Linked DNA regions of Homo sapiens: region 1 is linked to region 2. Evidence: read pairs that join two places in POLR2A ChIA-PET (ENCODE). Cell type or tissue: GM12878. All regions are shown on one strand. Each heading gives the region's core, and the rest is flanking DNA. Links, peaks and the distances in the headings are about the cores only.

Region 1 (11,931 bases), core at 4,069-9,068, 230 kb after region 2:
CCAGGCACTTTACCTGCACTTTGCTTGCATCATCTCTTCATTTACTCTTTGCAAGTTTGTGAAGTTACTATTATTGACCCACTTTACAGATGAGAGACCTGAGGCATTAAACTCAAGAGCAATAATTTGGCCATGAGAGAACAAGTGAAATTCAAGTAAATCCCCTTGTAAACTCAGTATGGTAATACCTTTGCAGTAGGACTGCTGAGGCTGGAGGACAGGATGTGTGGGGTAGTTTTGTTTCTATCTTCTCAACAGTTAGGCTGGCATTAAATTTTTAACGTGTTTGAGATCAGCCTGGGCAACATAGTGAGACCCCCATCTCTACCAAAAAATAAATAAATAAATTAGCCCAGCATGGTGGCATGTGCCTGTGATCCCAGCTACTTGGGAGGCTGAGGTGAGAGGATCATTTGAGCCTCAGAAGTGGAGGCTACAGTGAGCCATGATTGTGCCACTGCACTCTAGCCTGGGTGGCAGAGCAAGACTCCATCTCAAAAAAATTTTTTTTTCCTTTAACGTAGACTAGTTTGTTGGTAGTGTTAAAGTGAATTAAATATGGGTTGAGGAGGGCTCTGTACTTCTATATTTGAGTCCTTGTGGATGCACTGTAACCTAAGTTAATAGGGAGATAACTTTGAAAACCTAACTTAGGAGTATTCACCTGTAACAATAGTTGAGCCTTGGCCAATCCCAGCAGCCATACTTCAACAACTCATACACTGTTGAGTGTTCAAACTGTGTTCAAATAAGGCAGATGCCAACCTGTAACCAACCCAGCTGTTTCTGTACCTCACTTCCAATTCTTGTACATCACTTCTCTTGTTTTTTGTCTATAAATTTGTTGTGACCATGAGGCATCCCTGGAATCTCTCTGAATCTGCTGTGATTCTGGGGGCTGCTTGATTTGCAAATTATTCATTGCTCAATTAAACTCCTTGAAATTTAATTCTGCTGAAGTTTTTCTTTTAACAGATGGTGTCAGAAGTGGGATCTGAAGTAGAGGTTGTAACGATCCCCAGGAGTGCTGAGTGAACAAGCAAGTTACCTGCAGAATCCACTGTGTCCTTTGATCTGTCACAGCAGCTGGGGTTCCTGGTAAGTTCTCTCTCAGATTTCAGAGCTCCACAGATTAGTGTTTTGAGCTCTCTGAGTTCCTTTTTTTTTTTTTTCTGAGACAGAGTTTTGCTCTTGTTGCCCAGGCTGAGTGCAATGGCGAGATCTTGGCTCACTGTGACCTCCGCCTCCTGGGTTCAAGCAATTCTCCTGCCCCCTCCTGAGTAGCTGGGATTACAGGCATGCACCACCACACCCAGCTAATTTTTTATATTTTTAGTAGAGATGGGGTTTCTCCATGTTGGCCAGGCTGGTCTGGAGCTCCTGACCTTCAAGTGATCCACCCACCTCAGCCTCCCAAAGTGCTGGGATTACAGGCATAAGCCACCACACCCGGCCAGCTCTCTGAGTTTCTTTGAGCAAATTTCTTTTCCAAACTAGGTTTAGAAGTTGCGACAGAAACTAGACTGGGTCCAGGATCAAATTTGATCTGGTAATTAACTGGCTTGAATCCAGTTAGAGGCCTTTTATATCTGACTAGGCCAGAAAGAAACTGGTAGTACGTGGTGGTATTGTTGGGGTTGTAAAATTTGGCTTTTGAAAATTCACAGGGATTTTTCTGTTCCTCCCCTTTATTTCATTTTTTTTGCTTGCTTAGGTAGGAAAAAATCATTGGCTAAGCTGATCAAGGGAAACTGAAAGTGAAGCCAATATCTTAGGTAAAAATAGATCCTTAATTTCTGGAGGACTGAGTTTCTTCCAGCTTATACCTGCATAAGTGTTAGGCCTGGGAAGCAGCAGAGCCTTACAGAAATGGCAAAATTTTACTAAACATAACTTACAGTGGAAAGTTTCAACTGAACAACAATGCACTGAAGTGCATTTAAAAATGAGGGCTCCCAAATTAGTCTCATCTAGGGATGCCTATTAATATGCAGAAGCTTCTAAAAAGATTTAAAGATGACAGGGCCCATCCAGGGGCAAGTTTGAGTCTTGCCCGTTTGATATTGGGTGCTAAGTGGAGTGGCTAATGTCTATGTTTTGTCACATGTATTTTGCTCTGGCCAATGTGGAAAAAGATAAATTCTCTTTGTGTTGCAACTTGGCCCCCAGGGCTATAGTGCAGTGAGCCAGGTTACTAGAACAACTCAGGGAAAAGGCAACCAGCAAAAGTGAAAGGATTTCTTACCAATCAGATGTCTGTCCTCTCTCTGTGCAAACCAGTTGAATGAATGATAACAATCACTGTTTATATCCTCTGTAAAGTTTTTCTTAATGCAACAAAGGATTTTAAGGCTCTTGTTAAACAGTAGCGAATCTGGTGGGCTTTGTGTGTCTTTCTGTATGCGTCTGTCATAAAGAGAAGTACCTTAGGATAAAACAAAAGGACCCCATAAGCCCGCTGTTCAAACCACCCCAGCAAACTAGTCAGTTCCAAACTTTGCTACAAGTCTCTTAAGAAAAAACAAAAAAACAAAAAACAAACCAACAAAAAAAAACAGAAAAACTGGATGAGGTCTCCATCTTGTTTCATGTCCTTAGGAGCCTGACCTTGTAACCATGTGAGAGTACTTTCTCTTGGTCTCCATTTTCCAGGAAACAGGAATTTGGGGGTTCATGTCATAGTTAGCTCCAAAAATCATTTTCAGGAGTTAAAAGTGTTTGCAAGCTCAAAATTAACTACCTTAGACTCCTTCTGGGAAGGGCAACAGAAAGAGCTCGGTGCTGTAGCTCAGCAGCTAAGGCTTTGCCATTTTACAGTGGTGGCCTGAGTTCAATTCCTGGCTCAGGATATGAGTACTTTCTGGGTGATATTTGTGTGACTTTTTTTTGTTCCTTTTTTTTTTTTTTTTGAGACGGAGTCTTGCTCTGTTGCCCAGGCTGGAGTACAGTGGTGTGATCTCGGCTCACCGCAGACTCCGCCTCCTGGGTTCAAGAGATTCTCCTGACAGACACCCGAGTAGCTGGGATTACAGGCGCCCACCACCATGCCTGGCTAAGTTTTTTGTATTTTTAGTAGAGAGGGTTTCACCATGTTGGCCAGGCTGGTCTCGATCTCCTGACCTCGCGATCTGCCCACCTCAGCCTCCCAAAGTGCTGGGATTATAGGCATGAGCCACCACACCTGGCCTGTGTGACCTTAATCATTTGTTAATTCTCTTCCCCTCCATGAACAACTTCAGGGTTCCCTTCTTGAATTTTCCTTTCTCTAAACACCTGGGAGGTTACCTTTTGTAAAGTTCAAAGTCCAGAAATTTTGGCCACTTGGCATGGCTAAAGTCAGGTAATAAGAGATCTAAGAGGATTTTAAAAAGAGCACTATGGTTAAAAGTCAGCTTAATTAAAAGTGGATATCTGCCAGGAGCAGTGGCTGGCAGCTATAATCTCAGCACTTTGGGAGGCTGAAGCAGGAAGATTGCATTAGCCCAGGAGTTTGAGACCAGCCTGGGCAACATGGTGAAACCCCGTCTCTACAAAAAAATACAAAAATCAGCCAGGCGTGGTGTTGTGGGCCTGTGGTCCCTGCTACTCGGGAGATTGAGGCAAGAAAATCACTTGAATCTGGGAGGTGGAGGCTACAGTGAGCTGAGACTGCACCACTGCACTCCAGCCTGGGAGAAAGAGTGAGCCTCCATCTCAAAAAAGAAGTGGATATCCAATAGGTATATTTAAAAGGCCTTTATGCTTTTTTTTTTATCTTGGATCTTGTTGTTCTAGAAAAAAGTTTTTTCTTTTCAGTCAACTGAATTATTTTTCTCCATTTTTTCTTGCCACTCAATGCATGCATGAGAGGCTCTAAGATAGCTTCTAATAGCCTGAGACTCCTTGGGAAAAACAGAGGAGGTGCCACACAATCCGTTTTGGGAAAAACCTCTGTTTTCTTCATGGAACCCCAGGAATTGAAAGTAGATAGATCCTTCTCAAAATCTTTGTTTTTGTTTTTTTCTCTCCTTCCTTCCTTCCTTCCTTCCCTCCATCCCTCCTTCCTTCCTTCCCTCCCTCCTTCCTTCCTTCCTTTTCTCTCTCCCTCCCTCCCTCCCTCCTTCCTTGCTTCCTTCCTTCCTTTCCTTTTCTTTCTTTTTTTTTGAGACAGAGTCTCACTCTGTCCCCCAGGCTGGAGTGCAGTGGGGCAATCTCGGCTCACTGCAGCCTCCGCCTCTAGGTTCAAGATTCTCCTGCCTCAGCCTCCTGAGTAGCTGGGACTACAGAGGTGTGCCACCACACATGGCTAATTTTTGTGTTTTTAGTAGAGATGAGGTTTCATCATACTGCCAGATTGGTCTCGAATTCCTGACCTCAAGTGATCTGCCTGCCTTGGCCCCCTAAAGTGCTGGGATTATAGGTATGAGCCACCACACTGGCCAGGGATCAGTTTTTAAGGATAATTTGGTGGGTATGGGGTGCCGGTGAGTCGGGAGTGCTGATTGGTCAGAGATGAAATCACAGGGAGTCCAAGCTGTCTTCTTGTGCTGAGTCAGTTCCTGGGTGGGGGCCACAGGATCAAATGAGCCAGTTTATTGAGCTGGGTGGTGCCAGCTGATCCATCAAGTGCAGGGGCTGCAAAACATCTCAGGCACAGATCTTAGGCCTTACAATAGTGATGTTATCCCCAGGAGCAATTTGGAGAGGGTCAGAATTGATCTTTTGGCTAATTTGTTAGTCCTACTTAGGCAGTCTAGTCCCCAGGCAAGATGTGGGTTTGTTTTGGGAAAGGGCTGTTATTGTCTTTGTTCTAAACTGCGGATTATAAACTAAGTGCCTCCCAAAGTCAGTTCAGCTAATGCCCAGGAATGAATAATGACAGCTTGGAGTTAGAGGCAAGATGGAGTTGGTTAAGTCAGATGTCTTTCAGTGTCTCAGTTATGATTTTGGAGTGGCAATTGTAACCTCAGCCTCTTGAGTAGCTGGGAGTACAGGTGTGTACCACTATGCCTAACAGATTAAAAAAATTTTTTTTCTAGAGATGAAGTCTCACTATGTTGCCCAGGCTGGTCTCAAACTCCTGGGCTCAGGTGATCCTTCTGCCTTGCCTCCCAAAATTCTGGGATTACAGATGTGAGCCACCATGCCTGGCTACTTTGTAAAAGAACTCCTTCTCACCCATCATCTAAGACAAATAGCATGAGTATGATTATATGCTGAGTCCTATGCATCCTCCTGTCCATCCTAAGAGTTGTCTTGATGACCCTGACACAGTACGTGTCAAAAGTGAAATTCACTAGAATGACCCTGACTCAATGATATGTGGTCCACGCATTGTTTGGGTAGAGGAAAGATGAAGGGGAATGGGGTATGATGAATCTTTGGTGCCTGGGTGGCTATGGAATCATCCATGGTATAATAAAGCAGCTGAAACTCTGTTGTGAGGGGCAGAAGTTACCTATGGAATTTTAAAATGATAGCTCCAACTCCAGGAGATTTGGCTTAGTGGAACCCCTGGCTGCTTTTGGCTCTTCAGGCTAACACAGGGTTGGGGAGGGATGCAGTCCAGATGATACCTTTTATATTTGTTCTGTCTTCCAGGTGGAAAAAATAACCTCTCTTCCAGGTGGGGGGAAAAAAGATAACATTAGAGTTCAGGGCTACAGTAAAATTTTAGACAAAACAGAGGGAGAAGAATACCCCAACTCATTCTTCAGCCTAGCTGCTGCCACTGATGCAGCAGACCCACCATGCCCACTCCTTAGATTCCAGCCAAGATCTTCTCTGGAAACTCAAATGTTAACCCTGTAAATGCTGAATTTACTACTGAGGTTTGAGTAAATTTGCAGTGAGAGCAAAAAAATGGGGAATTTAAAAAAATGGTTTCGTATTTTGTGGCTGTTATATCTGGATGTATAAACATTGACGTAAAATGTTATATGCTTCTAATTTCTTTCTTTTTGTTTGTTTGTTTGTTTGTTTGTTTGAGACAGACTTTCCCTCTTGTTGCCCAGGCTGGAGTGCAATGGCACAATCTCGGCTCACCGCAACCTCCGCCTCCCGGGTTCAAGCAATTCTCCTGCCTCAGCCTCCCGAGTAGCTGGGATTACAGACATGTGCCACCATGCCCAGCTAATTTTGTATTTTTAGTAGAGACAGGGTTTCTCCATGTTGATCAGGCTGGTCTCGAACTCCTGACCTCACATGATCCATCCGCCTCAGCCTCCCAAAGTGGTGGGACACAGAGCCACTGAGCCTGGCCTATATGCTTGTAATTTCATAAATGCTGGAGGAACCATTCCAATCATGGAAAGCTGCAAAGACAACATGTTAATGATCAACACCTGTGAAAAGAAGGGAATGAAAATAAAAATTAAAGAGAGAAAAAGGAAAACGCATTAGTGAAATGACTTAATTAACTCATTTTGTGGTCAAAACCTTGCTTTTTTGTGGACACATTAGAATATAAGTTCATTGAGTACTGGAAACAGAACAATTCTCCATAACTTCTTCTTCTTCTTCTTCTTCTTCTTCTTCTTCTTCTTCTTCTTCTTATTATTATTATTATTATTATTATTAGAGACAGTCTCACTCTGTTGCCCAGGCTGGAGTGCAATGGCGTGATCTCGGCTCACTGCAATCTCTGCCTCCCGGGTTCAAGCGATTCTCCTACCTCAGCCTCCCAAGTAGCCGGGATTACAGGCGCCCATCACTACACCTGGCTAATTTTTTTTGTATTTTTAGTAGAGACGGGGTTTCACCATGTTAGTCAAGCTGGTCTTGAACTCCTGACCTCAGGTGATCCGCCTGCCTTGGCCTCCCAAAGTGCTGGGATTACATGCATGAGCCACCATGCCTGGCCCATAACTATTTATACTACAATTTTTGCTTATTAGAGCTTCAGGAAAATGGGAGGCAACATGAAAAGGCAATCTCCAGAGAGATATATTTTTGGAGTTTCAAAAGCAGTTTTTATTTTGGTAATAAGCTTTTGTGAAATCAGACACTTGACCCTTAAGAGACAGATGATTTTCTGGCCTGATACGCGATTTTTTTTTTCTTTTTTTTTTTTTGAGACAGAGTTTTAGTCTTGTTGCCCAGGCTGGAGTGCAATGGTGCCATCTCAGCTCACTGCAACCTCTGCCTCCCGAGTTCAAGCGATTCTCCTGCCTCAGCCTGCCGAGTAGCTGGGATTACAGACAAGCGCCACCACGCCCGGCTAATTTTATATTTTTAGTAGAGATGGGGTTTCACCATGTTGGCCAGGCTGGTCTCAAACTCCCGACCTCAGATGATCCGCCCGCCTCGGCCTCCCAAAGTGCTGGGATTACAGGCATGAGCCACCGCGCCTGGCCGATGTGTGATTTTTAAGTGGGTCATTTTGGACTATAAGACTAATAAGACAAAAAGGGTCAGTGGAATCCTGCTTGTCACTTAGATTTGGAACACAGTTTTGTGGTCCTGAAGCATATTGACTTTGCTGGTGCTGAAGAAGCTACTGGCTTTTATGTTATCCTGAATTCACAGACCCTAATTGCCTGGAACTCACACTACATAAAACTAGATACTGTCTGTTATGGGCCTGTTTCAGTCTCAACATGAGCTGTGCAGAACTGAAAGCAGACATATGCTCAAAAACAGCTCTTCCACTCATGGACCACTGCAGATTTAGGACAGTCCTTTGTGGGGCCATAAATTGTGAAAACATCAGGGAAACTGGCTGGTCCATCTGGGTCACTTGCAGATACCTACAAGAAAGTGTTTATTCTCCGATGAGATTGTGTGAAATTAAATTACTCATCATCTCTATATTTTGGATGCAGAGACTGATTGCATTCCTAATGTGTGATCCCTGCCAAAAGCTGCAACTTAGGGGAGGGCACATCACAAACAGTATGAGCCCTCTGACAGATTAGACTCAACCCTTTCTCAGGAATGCCTCACTACTGTTGACTCGTGCTTGAATTTCCTAATTATTTGCAGTTTCAACAATGGATTGATGATACCCTAACCCTACTTCTCTCATCTTTCTCCTGGTACACAAATCTAAGTGCAGCTTGATTGTAAAATGCCGCTATCTTCAGAAAAGCAAGGCTTTTCTAGGATGCTCACTGGATAAATAATCAGGATTAAAGGGCTGAGAAGTTATATAAACCCATTTTGAAAATGCATGAAAATTCAGGATGTTGTCCTGACCAACTTCTGAACATGATGTGTCTTTTTGATTAAGTGGTATAAAAATATTTTTCTGTGAAAATTCTTTTTCTATTTTTTCATTTATTATTTTTGTCTTTATTTTTATTCTTATTCTTCATTTTCTTTTTTTTTTTTCTTTATTTAGGTGTTAAGAAACTGTTCTATAATATCGGTGAAAATTCTTTTGTCCTTCTTACATACAACTCCTCCAGACAAAAGGTCCGGGTTAGAGTATGGGATGAAAAAAATGTAAGATATTGATCACTGACTAAATGGAACACACTGATTTTGTAAACGTGTAGGAAAACAGAGCCCCAGCACCTGGGGAGGCCTGGTTGAGGGCAAGGGCAAGAAGGGAATTGATGTTCTTGTTTTTCAGAGTTGTTTCTGGAAACTTTCCCCTCTTACTGAACAAAAACTTCCCGTGCTGCCTTTCCGAGCTGCTTTGAGCACCTTTTATTCAAACTGACTTCTAAGCCTATGATCACAGCTGATAGAGCTGACTTTGAGACAGCAAGAGTGGTCCCTGCTCCTCAGCTTTCCAGGCAGAACACTTACGGATGTCATCCACACTCATGAGACTGATGAATTGATGTCAAGGACAAGCAAAACTGTTTGGAACTGGCCGGGCGCAGTGGCTCACACCTGTAATCCCAGCACTTTGGGAGGCCAAGGCTAGGCGGACCACAAGGTCAGGAGATCGAGATCATCCTGGCTAACATGGTGAAACCCCATCTCTACTAAAAATACAAAAAATTAGCTGGGTGTGGTGGGGGGTGCCTGTAGTCTCAGCTACTCGGGAGGCTGAGGCAGGAGAATGGCGTGAACTTGGGAGGCGGAGCTTGCAGTGAGCTGAGATGGCGCCACTGCACTCCAGCCTGGCAGACAGTGAGACTCCCTCTCAAAAAACAAACAAACAAACAAACAAACAAACAAAAGCTGTTTGGAACTGACTGCAGTACCTCTGATATCAAGAACTGAGCTGAATTGTTTTATTTTATTTTATTTTAATTTTAAAGACAGGATCTCATTCCATCCAGACTGGAGTGCAGTGGCTCTATCATGGCTCACTGTAGCCTTGACCTCATGGGCTCAAGCAATCCTCCCACCTCAACCCCAAGTAGCCGGGACCACAGGCACATGCCACCATGCCCAGCTAACTTTTGTATTTTTTGTAGAGACCAGGTTTTGCCATGTTGTCCAGGCTGGTCTCAAACTTCTGAGTTCAAGCAATCCATCTGCCTCAGCCTCCCAAAGTCCTGGAATTATAGGCATGAGCCACCAGGCCTGACCTGAGCTGAATTATTTCAGACTACAGTGGGAACCCATGGGTTAGAGGCCCCATGGTGGGAGGCCACATTGGGCACTCTGTTAACCTGTACTGCCTGACTAATGCATATTCTGTTTTGCAGTGCCCTAATTATTATAAACTCTTTTACAATAAGGTGTCTTTTGCTCTTATATAAGAGCCAAGAGGTTGGATTGTGCAAAAAAAAAAAGACTATCATAGCAAACCTGAGAATACTTATCATTAGAAAGACCTGCTTACAAGCTTAGCACTTCACTAGTGCCTGGGAACTTTGATTTTGAGACGATTCCTACTACCCTGGCTGTAGAGGGGCTCACTGTGCCTTGTGTTTGTGCAAACAACATGGCTTATGCTGAACACGTGCTTTCCTTCTGGGGTCTGACATTTCGGTATGTGCTAGGCAAAATGGTGTTTGTGTGACTGGCTCCCAGTAAAAACTTGCCCCTAGCCTCTAGTGAGCTGCACAGGTAGGTACCTTTTCACATGTGTTGTCATAATTAAGTCAGTCTCGTGTGACTCCTCTGAGAGAGGACCTTTGGAAGCATGTACTTAATTACCTCGTTTCTGCCCATGGGCCATGTCCCTTTGCTGATTATGTTTTTTATCTTTTCACTGTAATAAATGACAGCTGTCAGTCCTCCTGGTGAATCATTGATCCTGGAGTGATCTTGGAGATTCCCGACACAGTAGCCAAGTGGGATTTATCCCAGGAATGAAAGGTTGATTGAACATATGAAAATTAATGTAATACACCATATTACTAAAGGGAGAAGCCATATAACCATCTCAATGGATACAGAAAAAGCATTTGACAAAATCCAACTCCCTTTCATGATAAAAAGACTGGCAAACTAAAAAATTAGGAGAGGAAGGTAACTTCCTCAATCAGATAAAAGACATCTATGAAAACCCTCAGCTAACTTCATACTTAATTGTGAAATACTGAATGTTTTCACCTAGGATCGCGAACAACAGAAGGGTGTCCATTTTCGCTATGTTTCTTCATTGTACTGGAGGTTCTAGCCAGGCAATTAGGCGAGAAAAATAAACAAAAGGAATCCCTCTATTTCTAGTCACAGATGACATTATCTTGTATCTAGAAAATCTTAAGGGAATCCACGTCAGAAAATTTATTAGAGCTAAATAAAGTTCAGCAAGGTTACAGGTTACAAACTCAATATACAAAACTCAGGGCCAGGTGCGGTGGCTCATGCCTGTGTGAGCTGGGGCACTTCGGGAGGCTGAGGTGGATGGATCACAAGGTCAGGAGTTCGAAACCAGCCTGGCCAATATGGTGAAAACCTATCTGTACTAAAAATACAAAAAAAAAATTAGCCAGGCGTGGTGGCAGGTGCCTGTAATCCCAGCTACTCAGGAGGCTGAGGCAGGAGAATTGCTTGAATCCGGGAGGCGGAGGTTGCAATGAGCCGAGATCATGCCACTGCACTCCAGCCTGGGCGACCGAGCAAGACTCCATCTAAAACAAAAACAAAACAAAACAAAAAACCTCAGGTGTATTTTTTTTTCTTATTACACTTGTAGTAAAATACACATCATGTAAAATTTACAATCTGAACCATTTTCAGGTATACAGTTCAGTGGTGTTAAATACATTCACATTGTTTTGCAACCATTACCACCATCTATCTGGAAAACTCTTTTCATTTTACTAAACTGAAAATCTATACCCATTAAACAAAAACACTTCATTACCCTCCTGCCTAAGCCCCGGGCAACCACCATTCTACTGTCTGTATGAATTTAATGATTCTAGGTACCTCACATAAGTAGTATTTGTCTTTTTGTGACTGGCTTACTTCATTTAGCATAATGTCCTCAAGGTTTATCCAAATTATAACTCATCAGAATTTTCTTCCTTTTTAAAGGAGAATAATATTCCACTGTATGTTTATACCACATTTTGATTGTATTAATCTGTTGATGGACACCTGGGTTGCTTCCAACTTTGGTTATTGTGAATAGTGCTTCTGTGAATATGGGTGTACAGATATCCCTTTGAGGCCGGGCACAGTGTCTCATGCCTGTAATCCCAGAACTTTGGGAGGCTGAGGTGAGTGGATCACTTGAGGTCAGGAGTTCGAGACCAGCCTGGCCAACATGGTGCAACCCCGTCTCTACTAAAAATACAAAAATTAGCCGGGCATGGTGGCACACTCCTGTAATCCTAGCTACTCGGGAGGCTAAGGCAGGAGAATCGCTCGAACCCAGGAGGCGGAGGACGCAGCGAGCCGAGATCACACCATTGCACTCCAGCCTGAACGACAGTGAGACTCTGTCTCAAAAAACAAACAAACAGAAAACACACACAACCAAAAAAATAGATATCCCTTTGAAAGTCTGCTTTCAGTTCTTTTCAATGTTTGCCAAGAAGCAAAATTGCTGGATCGTTTGGTAATTGTGTTTAAACATTTTTGAGAAACTGCTGT
Region 2 (11,931 bases), core at 3,129-8,128:
TGGCTGTTCAGTGGAGAAAGGGGGTAGGAGTGGAAATAAGTTAATAACTTCTCTCAGAGGTTCAGGCAACAGAAAATAGTAATGATTTAGACTAACATATTGTAAGATAATGTAAAAAGAAGCAAGCCTATTTTCTAAAGACACAGCTTGGAAGAAGCAGCAGCAGAACTTGGTGGAAAACAGAATACGATGGTGAAAGAAGTCAGTGACTTCTCCAAGACCACACATCTGGTAAATGCTCAGGAGTTCAAGGCCAGCCTGGCCAACATGGTGAAACCCCGTCTCTACTAAAAACACAAAAAATTAGCTGGATGGTGGCAGGCACCTGTAATCCCAGCTACTCGGGAGGCTGAGGCAGGAGAATCCCTTGAACCCAGGAGGCGGAAGTTGCAGTGAGCTGAGATCGCACCACTGGACTCCAGCCTGGGCAACAAGAGCGAAACTCCATCTCAAAAAAAGAAAAAGGAAAAAAAGGAAAGAAAAGGAAGGAAGGAAGGAAGAAAAGAAAGAAAGAAAGAATTGGTCAATAATAGACACCCGGAGAATTGCTGTAGTCTGAGGATTCAGCTTCAAAGTCATTTTAAGACTTTTTTTTAACCCCACACCATGTCCTTCATCCCAATTTACACAGGGTGAATGAGAGCCAGAAGCAGTCCTCTGCCTTAGACACAGCTTTTCAAACTAATAAGCAATAATCATAGCAACTTATCTTACTCGACTTCCCACCCCATGCAGCATCCTCTTATAGATGGTCTTCCAGGCTTTTCTGAAATACATGCAGGAATGAGGAGCTCACTTTCCACCAGCACTATGAGGCAGTGTTTCCTCACATTCAGCCAGGTGGCTCTCTGTAAATTTCTAATTCTGCTCCAGGAGCAACGTCCTCCAGGGCAAGTCACATTAAAGGCTTGCAACTATGTATGTATGTAGGCTAATTTATTATGCCCCTCCACTTTTTCTCTTCTCCAAGATAAATACTCCCAGTTCTTTTAGTCGTTTGTTCATTCAACAACTATTTAAGCATCTTATGCAAGTCACTGGGGATAGACACATCAGTGAACAGAACCACATCTTCAAGGAGGTGATGATTTTATGGTTTAGTATGGTGGCTTTTAATTCTCCCTGTCCACCAGAATAACTTGGAAAGCTTTAAATATGTGTAAATATACTAGAGTCCCAGCAGAGATTCTGACTTGGTTGGTCTGGCATGTGGCCTAGGCAATATATTTTTATAGATACAACTATATTGATATCTATTGGAAGACTGACTTGCTATAAAGCTACAGTGATAATGACAATGTGATATTAATGAAAACATAAATAGATCAGTGGAATTGAAGTAAATAGCCCAAAATAGACCCACACAAATGTGGTTAACTGACTGTAAAAGAGAAAAGGAAATTCAATGAAGAAAGGACAGTCTTTTCAATAAATTGTGCTAGAACTGGACATCCACATCCAAAAAAATCAACCTAGACACAGGCTTTATGCTTTTCACAAAAATTAACTCAAAATGGATCACAAACCATTGCATTTGCAAAATGCAAAACTATAAAATGTCTAAAATATAATGTAGGGGAAAATCTAGATGACCTTGGGTTTGGCAATGACTTTTTAGATACAGCCCCAAAAGCAAGATCCATGAAAGAAAAAACTGACATGTTAGACTGGATTAAAATTTAAAATTTCTGCAAAATACAGTGTTAAGAGAACAAAGAAACAAACCACAGACTGGGAGAAAACACATCTAATAAAAGGCTTGTATCAAAATATACATAGAACTCTTAAAACTCAGTAAGAAGTGACCCAATTTAAAAAAAACAACTGTGCAAAAGATCTGAACAGACACTTCACCAAGGAAGATATATGCATGACAAATAAGCATATGAAAAGATGCTCAGCATCTTTTATCATTAGAGAACTGCAAATTAAAACAATGAGATATCACTACACATCTATTAGAATAACTAAAATCCAAAACACTGACAACACCAAATGGTGACAGGGATATGCAGCAACGGGAACTCTCTCGTTCATTGCTGGTGAGAATGCAAAATGATACAACCACTTTGGAAGACAGTTTAGGAATTTCTTACAAAGCTAAATACAGTTATGTGTCACTTAATGACAGGCATACATTCTGAGAAAAGTGTCATTAGGTGATTTCATTGTTATGCGAACATCACAGAGTGTACACATACAAACCTAGATGGTACAGTCTACTACACACCTAGCCTATATGGTATAGCCTACTGCTTCAAGACTACAAACTTGTATAGCATGTTACTGTACTGAATACTAGGCAACTGTAACACAATAGTATTTGTGTATCTAAACATATATAAACATAGAAAAAGTACAGTAAAAATACGCCATAAAAGATTAAAAAAAAAACAGTACATATGTAAAGGGCATTTACCATGAATGGAACTTGCAGGACTGGAAGTTTCTCTGGGTGAGTCAGTGAGTGAGAGGTAAGTGAATGGAAAGGCCTAGGATAGTATTGTACACTACTGTAGACTTTATAAACAGTGTATGTTTACGCTGCACTAAACTTAAATTTTTTTTTCTTCAACAATAAATTAACCTTAACTTCCTGTAAGTTTTTACTTTATAAACTTTTTAATTTTTTAAAAACATTTTGACTCTATTGCATTAACACTTGGCTTAAGACACAAGCACATTGTACAGCTATACAATATTTTCTTTATAGCTTTATTCTATATGCTTTTTTGTATTCTTTGTATTATTATTATTATTATTAGAGACAGAGTCTCACTCCGTCACCCAGGCAGGAGTGCAGTGGCATGATCTCAGCTCACTGCAACCTCCACTTTCTGGGTTCAAGCAATTCTTGTGCCTCAGCCTCCCGAGTAGCTGGAATTACAGGCGTGTGCCACCATGCCCAGCTAATTTTCGTATTTTCAGTAGAGACGGAGTTTCACCATGTTGTCCAGGCTGGTCTCCAGCTCCTAAGCTCAAGCTATTCACTTGTCTCAGCCTCCCAAAGTGCTAGCATTACAGGTGTGAGCCACCACGCCTGCCTATTCTTATTTTTTTACCTTTTAATCTTTTTGTTAAAAACTAACACATAAACACACACTTTAGTCTAGGCCTACACAAGGTCAGGACTGTCAACATTAGTGTCTTCCACCTCTACATCTTGTCCCACTGTCAATATTAGTGTCTTTCACCTCTACATCTTGTCCCACTGGAAGGTCTTTAGGGGCAATAACATGCATGGAGCTGACATCTCTTATAATAACAATGACTTCTTCTGGAAGACCTCCAAAAGGACCTGCCTGAGGCTGTTTTACAGTTAACTTTTTTTTATAAGTAGGAGTACACTCTAAAATAACAACAAAAAGAATAATAAATATATAAACCAGTAACAGAGTCATTTATCATCATTATCAAGCATTATATAACACATATAATTGGCCAGGTGCTGTGGCTGACGCCTGTAATCCCAGCACTTTGGGAGGCCAAGGTGGGCGGATCACGAAGTCAGGAGATCAAGACCATCCTGGCTAACACAGTGAAACCCCGTCTCTACTAAAAATACAAAAAATTAGCAGGGCGTGGTGGCGGGCGCCTATAGTCCCAGCTATTCTGGAGGCTGAGGCAGGAGAATGGTGTGAAACCAGGAGGCGGAGCTTGCAGTGAGCAGAGATTGTGCCACTGCACTCCAGCCTGGGCAAGAGAGCAAGACTCTGTCTCAAAAAAAAAAAAAAGTACATATGTGTTCTATACTTTTATATGACTGGCAGCACAGCAGGTTTGTTTACACCAGCATCTCCACAAACATGAGTAATGTGTTGCATTAATATGTGATGATGGCTATATCATATATGTGGCTCATCACTGACTGAATCATCATTATGTGATTATAGTATTCCTAGGTATTTACTCAAATGAGTTGAAAACTATGTTCACACAAAAACCTGCTCATGAATGTTTATTGCAGTTTTATTCAGAATTGCTAAAAACTGGAAGCGACTGAGATATCCTTCAAGACTGAATGAATAAACTGTGGTATGTCATACAATATAGTATTATTCAGTAAAAAAAGAAATGAACTATCAACCCACAAAAAGACATGGAAGAACCTGAAATGTAGATTTCTAAGTAAAAGAAGCCAGTCTGAAAAGGCTGATTCCAACTACATGATATTTGGAAAAAGGCTAAACTATAGAAATAGTAAAAAGATAAGTGGCGGCCAGGTATTTGAAAGGTTGGGGTTAGTGGTTAAGGAATGAATAGGTGAAGCACGGGGCATTTTTAGGGTGTAAAACTATACTGTATGATACTATAATCGTGGATACACATACTATGCATTTGTCAAAACCTACAGAACTATACAACCCAAACAGTAAACCCTAATGTAAACTATGTACTTTAGTCAATAATAATGTATCAATATTGATTCATCAATTGTACATTAATGAGATGGTGATAATAGAGGAAATGGGGAGAGAGGGATTCTGCGTTTTCTTTTTTCTTTTCTTTTTTTTTTTTTGAGACAGAGTTTCACTCCTGTTGCCCAGGCTGGAGTGCAATGGTGTGATCCTGGCTCACTGCAACCTCCACCTCCCCGGTTCAAGCAATCCTCGTGCCTCAGCCTCCCGAGTAGCTGGGATTACAGGTGCACGCCACCACACCTGGCTAATTTTTTGTATTTTTAGTAGAGATGGGGTTTCACCATGTTGGCCAGGCTGGTCTTGAACTCCTGACCTCAGGGGATCTACCTGCCTCGGCCTCCCAAAGTGCTGGGATTACAGGCGTGAGCCACTGCGCCCAGCCGGATTCTGCATTTTCTACACAATTCTTCTATAAACCTAAAACTGCTCTAAAAAATAAAATCTATTAAAATAAAAAAGTATCAAGCAAAAAAATAGAAAGAAACAAAGACATACAAGATAAAGTTCATCTTCCTTTTTATTAGATTCATTAGACACAAAATTACTCTGACAAATTGCTATAAAGATTTCTAAGTACTTTCAATTTCTATGCTTATCTCATTGTGGGCTGGGAACAGTTCAGACTACACTTTCAGTAATGATGATCTAGCGTACCCTCCACTAAATAGAGTCCTGTTTGCAATGATCCTCTTACTGCCTGGTACCCTGAGGGAAACATGATACTCTAAGTGCAGTCTGTCCCTTGCAAAACATAGTGGAACTATCACCTCCTTTAACTGTACTTAATACTTCCAATAATTCAGTCTGAAGTTACATTAGATTTTTATCCACTGCAATGCCTTTGGCTGACATTGAGCTTCAGCAGCCAAAACCACCATTTTCATAAGAATAGCATCATGCTAAGTCTCCTCCAGTCTGCCCATATGTTGCCATTTCTTTTGAGACTTAAAATGCAGAACTTCATTGTCTTCCTCTTAAATTTCATCTTGTTGGCTTCAGCCCATCATTCCAAGCTTACTCATCTAAATATTAGTTTTCTCTTTCAGTTTTTGTCACCTACAAAGCTAATAAGTATGCCATCTCTTTAAACATTTTTCAAACATCTGTCATGTGCTCTTGCCTGTTCCAGGTTTTGAGGATTAAAGATGACCTAGAAATGGCCTACGTCTCCAGGAAATCACCACTAATAGGGGAAGTTGGCAAATACAAAACTAAAAAGTGCTGCACTAGAAAAATGACTGAACCAAATAAATAGGACCAGGTAGACGAAACAACAAAACATCTATGTACAGTATTAGGCAGAACCACTAATATCTTCAGCGGGAAGGATCAAATTCAGACATCTTCTATTTTAGATTTCAGTTCTGAAAAACCAAACGCTGGTTTGGTTACCAAAAGTTAACTGGCTGGCTAATACACTGTCTCTCTCTTTCAATGGTGGGTGCTGCTATAGGAAACTTGGCTAAGTTTAGTTCCCGCTGATGAAACACAATACTTATGAAATTGAGGCATACTGGTAAGATGCCAGCAGTTTTATTTATTACTAACAGAATCAAATGAGGTAAAAGCAACTTTAGAGATGACTCTGTACATTCAAAGAAATTAAATCCTGGAGATCTCAAATGATGTGCTGAAGTTATACAAGTTAGCAGTTAACATGTTTTAAGTGCAATAACTCCTTTCATTTAAATAGTCCTCTGGTTTTCAAAGTAAATAATTAACAAATTATTCTTATAAGTCATGGACCTTGGCCAGCAATGTTTTGTCTCTGTAGTCATCTTAAGCCTAACCAGGCCTTTTTAAGTCACTTATCTCTCCTCTGTAGGCATATGAGTTTGCAACTCCTGCTAACTCTATTATAAAAGCAAATGATCAATAATCATTCAAAAATTTGGTTTTGTTTGGAGACTACAGCTTTCAATCTAATAGCTTATAACTGATGACTAGTGTGATTGAAGTGCCTAAAGGATTTGAAAATGATTATTTTTACTGGGTTCTTTTGCAACCACAAATAACTTTTAAAACAATATGTGTACTAAGTGGAAATTATAAATCTCCTGACACAACCAGTTAAATGTACAAGGAAATCAGTCAACAATGATGATGTTGGATTTAAAACAACATCTGAGATGAAATTTTTTCTTGTAGTAATTAGATGGTGAGGCCAATTGCCTGTTAAGGTCACTTACTGTGGAGTATACTTTCAGTAATGATGATCTAGAGCATCTTAGATCTAGATATGAGGTGGAGTATAAAATAAATAATAATAGTAGCTTACAAAAACACTATAAGTAAAGAAACAAGCAAAAGAAAGATGGAAACGAAAAAAGATATTAATAAATCTATTTAGTGGCAGTCAGTCATAAGTCAAAGCAACCAGTCATAAGTCAAAGTATACTTGAATTTCAAAAAAGGCAAAGAAGTGCAGAGAAGGGAGACATTAATTACACCTGCAGAACTAGGAAAAGGTTCATGGAAGAGGCAGTATTTGGGTTGGTATTGAAGAAGGAGTAAATTTTTCATAGAGCTACTGAGATTTCCCTTGAGTGAATCACAAAAACAAAGGCCCAAAGGAGAAAAAAGTATGAACGGTTTAGGAAACAGTAAATAACTTGGTCCTTCTTGGAAATAGTAAATAATCTCATCATTCATTCACCACTTATTGAACATATTCTACATGCCAGACACAATGTTCGTCACTATGGATGCAAAGATGACATGACCTAGTTCTTACCCTCAAAAAGAAAAGCATTTTTAAAGACAATAGGAGACAAAGCTGTGCCACTGACTGTCAGACTTAACAAGTCAAAACTCTGTTCCTCCTTCAGGTGTTTCCTCCCCCATCCCTCAATAAATGGCAATTCTACTCTTTCAGTTGCTAAGCCAAAAATCTGATTCATTTTTTACTCCACTTTTTGTCTATCAGCCCCCACAAGCATCCATCAGCAAATTGTATCAACTATACCTTCAAAACAGATCTACGGTCCAACCACTTCTCATCACCTTTACTGTTATCACCTTGGTCCAAACCATCAGCAACTTTTGTGTACAACAGTGGATCTCAATAGTGGGGTGAAGAGGAGTTAGGGAGGGCAGGACAGATTTGCTCTGCTCCCCAGGGGATATTTGGCAATGTCAAGGGAAATTTTGGATTAAAACAACTGGGTAAGTGCTACTGGCATTTAGTAAGTGGGAGCCAGGGATACTATTAAACATCCTAGAATGCATAGTATAGCCCCTCATAACAAAGAATTATCCTGCCCAAAATGTCAATAGCGCCACTGTTGGGAAACTCTGACCTAGAATATTACAACATCCTTTTTAACTGATCCATTCTTGCCTCCCAGGGTGATCTATTTAAAACATGTCTCAGATCACATCACTCTCTTCTGCTTAAAATCTTCCTGTGGCTTCCCCAATCTCAATGTAAAAGCCAAAGTCCTTAGAAAAACATACAAGGCCTTATATGATCTTACCTTCCTCTACCTCCTCCCCTCATCTCACCCTGCTACTTCACTGACCTTATCTCCGACTTTTCCCCACTTCACTCACTCTGCTCCAGGCACCAAGGCTTTCTCCGACAGGCTATATACACTCTCTCCTCCAGGCCTTCATACCCTATGGTGACTATGCCTGAAAACACATTTCCCCTCAGATAACCATATGGCTTATTCCCTGTCTTCCTTCAAGTCTCTGCTGAAATATCACTTTATCAGATAATTCTTCCCTAACCAATCTTTATAAAATGATTTAAAAATCCCCCTCTACTCTATATCAGCACCCTTTATTCCACCCTATCCTGCTTTATTTGTATCCTGGCACTTATCATCAACTGACATTTATTTGCCTATTGGCTGGCTCCCTCCAATGGAACATATGCTCCACAAAGGCAAAGACTTTGTCTTTATCTCCAGACCTCAGAACTATTCCTTGCAAACAGTGGGTGACAGATAAGTAATGGCTGAATGAAGGAATGAATGAATAAATGGAGCTAGAAAGACCAGTCAGAAAAAAAGCTACAGAGAATCCTGAAGGCTAAGAAAGGAATGTGGATGCAGTCTTAGAGTGGCCTAAAGTAATTGTCCAAGAGTTCTCTCATCATGTCATACAAAACACCTTTTGCCCTCCCAACCAAAAAGAGAGACAGGGGAAGGGAGGAAGAAATGGAGAATTCTATAAGAACATTATAATAATCAGAGGTATCTAATAATGAAATGCACAATCTCTGAGGTATTAACATTGCCAATCAACCCCTCAGCAGAGAAGATACAGCAACAAGTTACTGCATAATCCCATAAGTTTTCCTCCCTTTGCTTATCCTTTAGGACCCAGCTTAAATGTCACCACTTCTATGAAGGCTTCCTATAATCCCTCAAACAGATTTAATGACTCCTAAATATGGCCCTCAGAGAAGTCCCAAACACTTATCCAATTTACTGAAAGTATTTGATAGTATTTATTTTTACCTCTAGACTGGAAAGGTAGTATATATCTCCTCATTTGCTACTATATCTCCAGCCCAAAATGAGGTAGCTCCAATAAAACACAGGCACCAGCACACATTTTTATAAAATCATACAGGGTACAAATACATTTCTTAAAACCATATTAAAAAGTCACTAAAGGCAGGGCACAGTGGCTCACACCTGTAATCCCAGCACTCTGGGGAGGCTGAAGCGGGTGAATCACCCGGGGTCAAGAGTTTGAGACCAGCCCGGCTAACATGGTGAAATCCCATCGCTACTAAAAATACAAAACTTAGCCAGGCATGGTGGCAGGCACCTGTAATCTTGGGAGGCTGAGGCAGGGAGAAATCACTTGAACCCAGGAGGCGGAGGTTGCAGTAAGCCGAGATCGCGCCATTGGACTCCAGCCTGGGCAACAGAGGGAGACACCGTCTCAAAAAAAAAAAAAAGTCACTAAAATCCAATGACTTTCAAATCCCTAATCAATATCCATTCATCCCTTCATCCTTGCCAATTTTGCCAACCCTAATTTTATCCAGGAAAGTAATGAGACAATTAAACACTCATTTTTCCAGCCTCCTTTAAAGTTGGGCATGTGCATGTGACAAAGTTCTAGTCAGTAAGTTTCTAAGGATTCTGGGGAAATGGTTGCTTTAATTATAAAATAGAACACAGGCAGAGTGCTAATTCTGCCTTTCCGCCCCTTTCTTCTTTTCTCAAACATTCTTTCTGGAGCTACAGTAGCCTAGTAACCTTGAGGTCATAAGTACAAGAGTGAAAAGCACACACTCAGTGGCTGGCAGAGTGGCAGAGTAGAAAAGGCTGGCAGAGTAGAAAAACAGAAAGAGCCTGGGTTCTAAATGGCATTGTATCCCACCCTATACAAGCAACCAATGCCCTCCCTCCAGAAAATTAATTCCTATATTTTAAATCACTGTTTTCTACTACTTACAGCTGAAAATATTTCTAATTGATACAAACAAGAAGCATACTAGAGAATCAAGAAAAAGATGCTTCTTACTAGTCTGAAACATTGATTCCTTATTAGCCACTGGTCTCTAACCATAAATAAATTCCTCTTATTAGCAGAAGAATGAAAAAGATCTGAGCAAATTAAGACAATACTAGATAGATATGAAAGGAAGACTGAGAATATTCTTCACAATTTGATATATTCCCAATAAGGCAGGCAATCACTCTTTCCAAGTTCTTTAAAAAAAAAAAAAACAGAATAAGAATATAACCTGTCTACTTCAAAAATGGCTTTCAAGTTGCTTTCAAATACACACACACACACACACACACACACACACACACACACACCCCTTAGGACAATAGTAATCATCAGTGGAATACAGGTAATAAAGTAGGAGACAATTAAAACATAGTACCAACACTCCATGCTTTGCAATTCATGACCAAATTTTGCTCTGAGCATCCTGGAAGCCAAAACCAAAATTTAAGAAAAAAGGGTGAAACTCAAACTAATACTCACTGTCTCATTAAGGAAACATTTCAGTGTTGTTAAGGGACAACCATTATTAGTTAAAGTAGGGGTTGGAAAATTCTGCAAAAGGCCAAATAGTAAATATTTTAGGCTTTGCAGGCCCTATCACCTCTGTCTCAATAACTCAACTCTGCCTTTGTAGCACAAAAGCAGCCACTGACAATATGTAAATGAATGTGTGTAGCTATGTTTCAACAAAACTTTATTTACAAAAACAGGCAATGGGGCCAGATTTGCCCCACAGGCTGTAGTCTGATGACCTCTGACTCAAAGGATTCTTAGATGTAAGCATCAGACTCTGAGTCTGGTGAAAATCAATTTAAAATCTGAGTCTAGTGAAAATCAATGTACTGAAAGAATATTGGGGGCTCACAAAATTTGGTGAAGGTTGGAAAAATAGGCTTAAGGCTAAACTTCCAGAATAAAGCACAAAGTTACACTGCAGAACTAGTCCAATGAGGAAACCACTGCAGCTACTTCTCATCATTACATGCTAGAATGGGTACCACCGTCACTTCTGGATCAAGAATTCAACCTCTGTGCAGCAATCACAAACAACAATGCCACTTCAGTGCCAGGAACCCAACCTTGCAGGGGATGCTACTGCCTCTGCCATCAGAAAAAGAAAGTTAGTTTCCCGTTACCTCCTCTCTCAAGTCTTTAAGTGCTAAATCCAAGTGTGGTCTGGGCATATCGGATTGGTGAAACCTAGGTCACTGCCTATGCCCCAGAAGCAAGGAAGCTTGGGAAGCAAGTATCTAAATTATCTCCTTTAGGGAACTGCATATTTGCCCCTAATGAGACTCATAAAATGGGGAACACAAAATACTGTACAGTAAAAACAAATGTTCCACTATAAAATCTTATAACTAACACTAACTAAAAATGTTCTATCTCTTCAAAAAGGGGACAAAATACAAAGTCTTATCAGTTACTACACTCCAGCATTAAATTCTGAGGAATGTTTCTCTTATTTGTAGGTGCTTTAAGTACCAGGTACTATTTAAATCCTGGTGCCTTTCTTCAAGCTATTACCATTGCATAGAACACACTTATCTCCCATTATTCCCTTCTGTTTCCTCCAAAACTTCTAATCTTCAGGTGTCCTCTCCTCTAACTTGCCATCTCTGATGCAGTCCTTACCCAACGGCTTGAGTAGGTCCTCCACCTTTAAGATCTTAGAGTACCTCATAAAAATGCTTATCACTTACCACAGATGTCTTGTATCTCCAGCCAGACTATATGTCCCCTTGTTTACGAAATGCTTCATTCATCTCTGTTCCCTCAGTACTTCATACAAAGCCTAGCACATACAAAGCTCTCAATAATTACATCTACTGAACCCAAACAAATATAAAAAATAAAAACATTACATATCTTTGGCTCAGCCGCCCAATTTCTCTTTGTCTTGTCCTGATTCATTTTATTCCCCAGGATACATACTTGTTTGCAAGGCTGTTTTAAATATCTAAAATGCTGCAGGAGCACAAGTGGCTTTTTTTTAAGTGATAATAAATAAGTCCTTTATAAACTCAAA

The links. ChIA-PET counts read pairs that join two places held together with the same protein. Peaks named below come from ENCODE experiments on the same cell type or tissue, not always from the same donor. Only the 100,000 strongest peaks of a DNase experiment are listed, where the experiment ranks them.
Region 1: POLR2A ChIA-PET joins it to region 2 with 5 read pairs; 3 of 35 experiments call an interaction of 5 or more read pairs at or near these places.

Annotation. Positions count from the first base shown.
Region 1 is chr11:77,640,247-77,652,177 of GRCh38, forward strand. LOC107984369 (a long non-coding RNA gene) reads left to right here. Exons shown (of 3, transcript XR_001748072.1): 2 at 976-1,098; 3 at 5,973-6,012. Among named protein-coding and RNA genes, the nearest start is that of CLNS1A, 8.4 kb to the left of the region's middle. RefSeq lists a cis regulatory region at 4,381-4,614. In GM12878, for the core only: no CTCF peak of the experiment used is centred there; no DNase peak of the experiment used is centred there.
Region 2 is chr11:77,413,233-77,425,163 of GRCh38, forward strand. All of the region lies in intron 1 of PAK1 (p21 (RAC1) activated kinase 1), which reads right to left. Among named protein-coding and RNA genes, the nearest start is that of PAK1, 55 kb to the right of the region's middle. In GM12878, for the core only: no CTCF peak of the experiment used is centred there; DNase peaks (open chromatin) are centred at 5,632 and 5,818; H3K4me3 peaks cover 1,390 bases; H3K27ac peaks cover 2,072 bases.